2 separate regions of the Homo sapiens genome follow, and region 2 is linked to region 1. Evidence: read pairs that join two places in POLR2A ChIA-PET (ENCODE). Cell type or tissue: Panc1. All regions are shown on one strand. Each heading gives the region's core, and the rest is flanking DNA. Links, peaks and the distances in the headings are about the cores only. Region 1 overlaps RHOF (ras homolog family member F, filopodia associated). Region 2 overlaps CFAP251 (cilia and flagella associated protein 251).

Region 1 (2,901 bases), core at 149-2,648:
TGAAACGCTGTCTCTACTAAAAATACAAAAATTAGCCGGATGTGGTGGCATATGCCTGTAATCCCAGCTACTTGGGAGGCTGAGGCAGGGGAATCACTTGAGCTGGGGAGGTGGAGCAGAGATTGAACCACTACACTCCAGCCTGGGCAACAGAGTGAGACTCTGCCTCAAAAAAAAAAAAAAAAAAAGGGGGGGGGGGCGGGGTTTGCTCTGTTGCTCAGGCTGGAGTGCAGTGGTGTGATCATAGCTCACTCCAGCCTCAACCTCCTGGGCTCAAGCCATCCTCCTGCCTCAGCCTCCTGAGGAGCTGGGGCCGCAGGTGTGTACCACTGTGTTACATGCCAGGTCTAGCTCAAAGCCCTTCACCTGGATTAACTCATCTTTCCCCCAAAAGCCCTACAAGGTAGACACTATTGTTGGCCCCATTTTACAGGCTGAGAAACGGAAGCACAGAGAGCTGGAGTGACTTGCCCCAGGCCACACAGCTAAGGGGAAGCTTTGTAAATAACAGAGGACCTTACTGGAGTATTTTTTTTTCTTAGCCTACCCCAGAAAACAGGAAGGAATCCTCACCCTACTTGTCCCAGCCCTGACCAGGTGAGGAAAAATGTCAGCCCTCTCAAGAAAGAGGGCCTCTGGAAAGGGAGAGGCAGCCAGCTCCGACTCCAGCACCTCCTCCAGGTTGCCTTCCTGGCTTGACTCTGCCCAACCCAGCTTTCCCTAGAATTCAGTGTGGGCCTTTGGGGCGTGGGGGTGGTGGGGGGACCAGGCCTGCAGAGGACTACTTCCGTGTGCACCAACCCCATGCCCACTTGGGGATGGGGGAGCGTACTATTAATAAATACCTTCTCTCATATGAGTCAGGAGGGTCAGGTTCCATTCACTCATGCACATTCTGGGCAGGACTGTTCAGGGCAGCCTCCACATCTCGAATTGACGCCCACATTTCCCTCTCTGGGTGTCAATTTCCTTATCTGGGAGAGGGGGTGATAACAGTGATAACCCTCCCCCTAATCTGGAAGGTGAAAGCCCAGGAGAAGGGAGGCAATGCTTAGAGCGGGAGCAGTGCAGGGGCAGGGGTGGAGTGGGGGGCAGTGCCGGGAGGCAGGAGGACTGCTATTGTGGTTACTGTTGAAACTTCCAGGAGAAGTTAATAGCCTGGCATGGTGGGTGGTCAGAACCCCAGAATCTTTGGACCCAGAAGCTTCAGGGGCCTCCCAGCCACCAGGTGATACCATTACCCTCCACATTCTACCTAAAATGATACCAGGGCTGAAAGGGTCCATGTCACCTGCCCGTAGTCACAGAGGGGGCCCATCCAGCCTCTGCAGATGGGCTTAGAGGTTAAAACAGCCCAGGTAGACCAGGCGTGGTGGCTCACACCTGTAATCCCAGCACTTTGGGAGGCTGACATGGGAGGATCACTTGAGCCCAAGAGGCTGTGGCTGCAATGAGTTATGATCATGCTATGGCACTCCAGCCTGGGTGACAGAGCGAGACCCTGTCTCTAACCATTCCCCACCTCAAAAAAAAACCCAGGAATTACATGCAAAGGATGCACGTGCTTCTGGTGAGGAAGTCTCTAGGCCTGGGCTCCCCCTAGAGCCGCCCATCGTCCTGACGTGCACTCAGGCGGTGCGGCAGGGCTGGGCGGAAGGGAGGCTCATGCCGCACACAGGGCTATTTTCTTGGTGGGATGAGGCTTTGCCAAGGAAGTCCTGCTTCCAGGGACAGGGGTCTCTAAGGCCCAGAGCAGAGTTGAGGAAAAAAGACCTCAAATCTGCAGGAGGACACACAGGGCGGGTGGACCCCAGCTCCAGCTGCGGCGTTGGTCAGGGAGGGGTACTGGCAGCATGAGAAGTGAAGCTGCCAGAAGAGGAACCCACTTTTACTCACTCTGCTGGGGGCCGCCCACCTGTGCTTTCCCAGGGAGACAGGGGCTGGGCAGCCCCAGCTGGGAGTTGAGACCACCTTCTGGGTGACCCCAGCCTTGTCTCAGCCCAGGCCTCCGGTGCTTCTGGGGCTCACAACACACATCTGTCCCTGGTTCCTTGTCTTAGCAAATCCTACTCCATTGCCTAACAATTTTCTTTCTGTTCCCATCTCAGGCTGAAAAGGGGACCACCGCTCCCCGGGCAACCCCTATCCCATCCTGTGCCCCTCTAACCCTGGACCCCACACCTTGGCCCTGATGAGCTCACTCTCCCGTCTGTGTCTTCACAGCCCACCTCACCCCGCCTCCCCCGGCCCAGGAAACTTCAGACTTCACCGCAGCTTCCTGCCTCAGAGGATGTCAGGGCCCCGGTGAGGCCGACAGAGCAGTGAGTGCCATGGCCCCCGCCCCTTCCCTTCTGAGCCCTGCGAGCCCCGTCACCCGATCTGCCCTCCCTCCGCTGTGGTGTCTGTAACTACTTCCTCAGGAGGGAGACAGCCACACGGGCCTTCCACGAGGGCCCCTGTGGGCAGCGTCCGGCCCCTGCCCAGGACCAGCGTTTGGTCCTGGGTGTGGAGAAATTCAGCCTCTGAGAGCCACCCCTGTCTCACAGCTCTGGTGGCCACCAGTCGGGAAGATGCCCCTTCCGCCACTGTGTGTGGCCCATTGGGTTCTAGAACTTTCTACAACTACGTTTACTAGACTCATTTCTGGCTTGGCCATTCCCTCACCCTCTTGGCCTTTGCCTCTCTCTACGTGGCCGCCTGGCCATGGCTTTCTGTCCTGTTCTCCTGAGAGCCGTCCACCTGCAGGCCGAGATGAATCATCTCCGGCATTCGGATCCACTACCCATTCATTCCATCACCTTCCAGGCCTTGCTCCATGACAAGCACTGGGACCTGGGCTCTCCCTGGTGGCACTCACTGACCAGGGGATTTCCTCCTATGAGCAAGCCTTCCCTGGTCACG
Region 2 (2,901 bases), core at 137-2,636, 130 kb after region 1:
TGCGCGTGATGGCTCACGCCTGTAATCCCAGCACTTTGGGAAGCCAAGGCGGGCGGATCACTTGAGGTCAGGAGTTTAAGACCAGACTGGCCAAAATGGTGAAACCCTGCCTCCATTGAAAAAATACAAAAATTAGCTGGGTGTGGTGGCAGACGCCTGTAATCCCAGCTGCTCGGGAGGCTGAGGCAGGAGAATAGCTTGAACCCTGGAGGCAGTAATTGCAGTGAGCCAAGATCGTGCCACTGCACTCCAGCCTGGGCAACAAGAACAAAACTCTGTCTCAAGAGAAAAAAAAAAAAAAGGTTTCCCACAAATGTGACTTTTTTTTTTTTTTTTTTTTTTTGAGAGAGGGTCTCGCTCTGTTGCCCAGGCTGGACTGCAGTGGCATGATCTTGGCTCGCTGCAACCTCCGCCTCCCAGATTCAAGCTATTCTCCTGCCTCGGCCTTCTGAGTAGCTCAGATTACAGGCACCACCACCACACCAGGCTTTTTGTATTTTTTTTTTTTTTTTGAGACGGAGTCTCGCTGTGTTGCCCAGGCTGGAGTGCAGTGGCACGATCTCGGCTCACTGCAAGCTCCGCCTCCCGGGTTCACACCATTCTCCTGCCTCAGCCTCCCGAGTAGCTGGGACTACAGGCGCCCACCGCCAAGCCCGGCTAATTTTTTGTATTTTTAGTAGAGACGGGGTTTCACCGTGTTAGCCAGGATGGTCTCGATCTCCTGACCTCGTGATCCACCCGCGTCAGCCTCCCAAAGTGCTGGGATTACAGGCGTGAGCCACCACGCCCGGCCAACTTTTTGTATTTTTAGTAGAGATGGGGTTTCACCATGTTGGCCAGGCTGGTCTCAAACTCCTGACCTCAACTGATCCTCCCGCCTCAGCCTCCCAAAGTGTTGGGATTACAGGCGTGAGCCACTGTGCCTGGCCAGAAATATGACATTCTTTTTTTGTTTTTATTTTTGAGACAGAACTTTGCTCTTGTTACCCAGGCTGGAGTGCAATGGTATGATCTTGGCTCACTGCAACCTCTGCCTCCCAGGTTCAAGCGATTCTCCTGCCTCAGCCTCCCAAGTAGCTGGGATTACAGGCGCCTGCCACCACACCCAGCTAATTTTTGTATTTTTAGTAGAAACGGGGTTTCATCATGTTGGCCAGGCTGGTCTCAAACTCCTGACCTCAGGTGATCCATCTGCATTGGCCTCCCATAGTGCTGGGATTACAGGCATGAGCCACCGTGCCTGGTCAGAAACATGACATTCTTTTTATTCCTATGGAAAGGGAACAGAGCCATTTATGCACATTTCATCAGTAGGTTAGTGCACTAGGAGATGGAAATGGGAAGCTGAGGGCCAGCTGGTTATTATGGTCAAAATCTCTCTAGAGGAAACTCTACAGAGAAGAATGTCAGATGCAGCAGAAGCTCCCCGAGAAGCAACAGGAGAAAATGGAGAAACAGAAATGAAAGAAGAGGAGGAACCTAATCCAAATTATAAAGAAGTAGAAGATCCACAACAGGAATCAAAAGATGACACAATAGCATGGAGAGAGTCTCAGGAGGAGGAGAGGAAAACGGGCGAGGAGGAAGGGGAGGAGGAGGGGAAGGAGGACAAAAAGATTGTCATGGAAGAAACTGAGGAAAAGGCTGGAGAAGTCCAAGAGAAGGAGGCTTCAGGAATACAGGAAGAAACCACAGTAGAGCCCCAAGAAGTCACAGCGTCCATGATCCGTTTGGAGACACAGATTACTGATTCCCAGTCAATCACATCAGGAATTTTCCCAGTAAGTAGTCATCTTAATTCATTCATCAATTCATTCAGAATCATTAGTTGAATGCTTAGTATAGGCCAGACTATGGGAACACAAAACCAAATAAGGTACAATCCATTCCTTTTTTTTTTTTTTTGAGACAGAGTCTCACTGTTGCCCAGGCTGGAGTGCAGGGGCACAATCTCAGCCTGCTGCAACCTCCGCCTCCTGGGTTCAAACTATTCTCCTGCCTCAGTCTCCTGAGTAGCTAAGATTACAGGCATCCACCACCACACCCAGCTAATGTTTTATATTTTCAGTAGAGATGGGGTTTCGGTCTTACCATGTTGGCCAGACTGGTCTCAAATGCATGATCTCAAATGATCTGCCCACCTTGGCCTCCCAAAGTGCTAGGATTACAGGCACACGCCACCACGCCCGGCCACAATCCATTCTTTTTTTTTTTTTTTTTTTGAGACAGAGTTTCACTCTTGTTGCCCAGGCTGGAGTGCAATGGCGTGATCTCGGCTCACTGCAACCTCTGCCTCCTGGGTTCAAGTGATTCTCCTGCCTCAGCCTCCCGAGTAGTGAGATTACAGGCGTCCGCCACCTCGCCTGGCTGATTTTTTTGTATTTTTAGTAGAGGCAGGCTGTCACTTATGTTGGCCAGGCTGGTCTCAAACTCTTGACCTCAGGTGATCCACCAGCTTTGGCCTCCCAAAGTGCTAGGAGCCCCTGCACCTGGCCACAATCCATTCTTTTAAGGAGCTCTAAGGTGTGTAGGGAGGCAGACCTATGAGTGCAGTGAGTGAAAGATGCACAGGAGATGAAACAGGGCCTCTTAACTCAGTTTGGAGGATGGCCAGGGAAAGCTTCCTGGAGGAGGTGTGTGCCACAGCTGAGGTGCTCGCCTTAGAATGGAGTCGGTATGATAATAGGAGTGTAGGCTTCCCACAGACTGCTCCCAGTAGGAGAACTTAGCTGTGGCCTAAGAATAGGTCACTGTCTGTAGCTAGTCAGCCTTTTGGAGACCACGAGTGCCACTTAGAAGAATGATTTTGCCATTGTGGGTCTGCTGGTAGGCCAAGAATAAACTTGAACACACCCACGTTTGTCCTGTTCTTTTCTTTTCTCTTTTCTTTTCTTTTTTCTT

The links. Peaks named below come from ENCODE experiments on the same cell type or tissue, not always from the same donor. Only the 100,000 strongest peaks of a DNase experiment are listed, where the experiment ranks them.
Region 2: POLR2A ChIA-PET joins it to region 1 with 15 read pairs; 7 of 35 experiments call an interaction of 5 or more read pairs at or near these places.

The regions. Positions count from the first base shown.
Region 1 is chr12:121,787,722-121,790,622 of GRCh38, forward strand. All of the region lies in intron 2 of RHOF (ras homolog family member F, filopodia associated), which reads right to left. It also overlaps a transcript of SETD1B not described here. Among named protein-coding and RNA genes, the nearest start is that of RHOF, 4.5 kb to the right of the region's middle. RefSeq lists enhancers at 1,539-2,255, 2,382-2,451, 2,532-2,731. In Panc1, for the core only: no CTCF peak of the experiment used is centred there; no DNase peak of the experiment used is centred there; H3K27ac peaks cover 928 bases.
Region 2 is chr12:121,919,903-121,922,803 of GRCh38, forward strand. It overlaps CFAP251 (cilia and flagella associated protein 251), which reads left to right. Exons shown (of 22, transcript NM_144668.6): 2 at 1,384-1,781. The coding sequence starts at 1,404. Among named protein-coding and RNA genes, the nearest start is that of CFAP251, 2.8 kb to the left of the region's middle. In Panc1, for the core only: no CTCF peak of the experiment used is centred there; no DNase peak of the experiment used is centred there.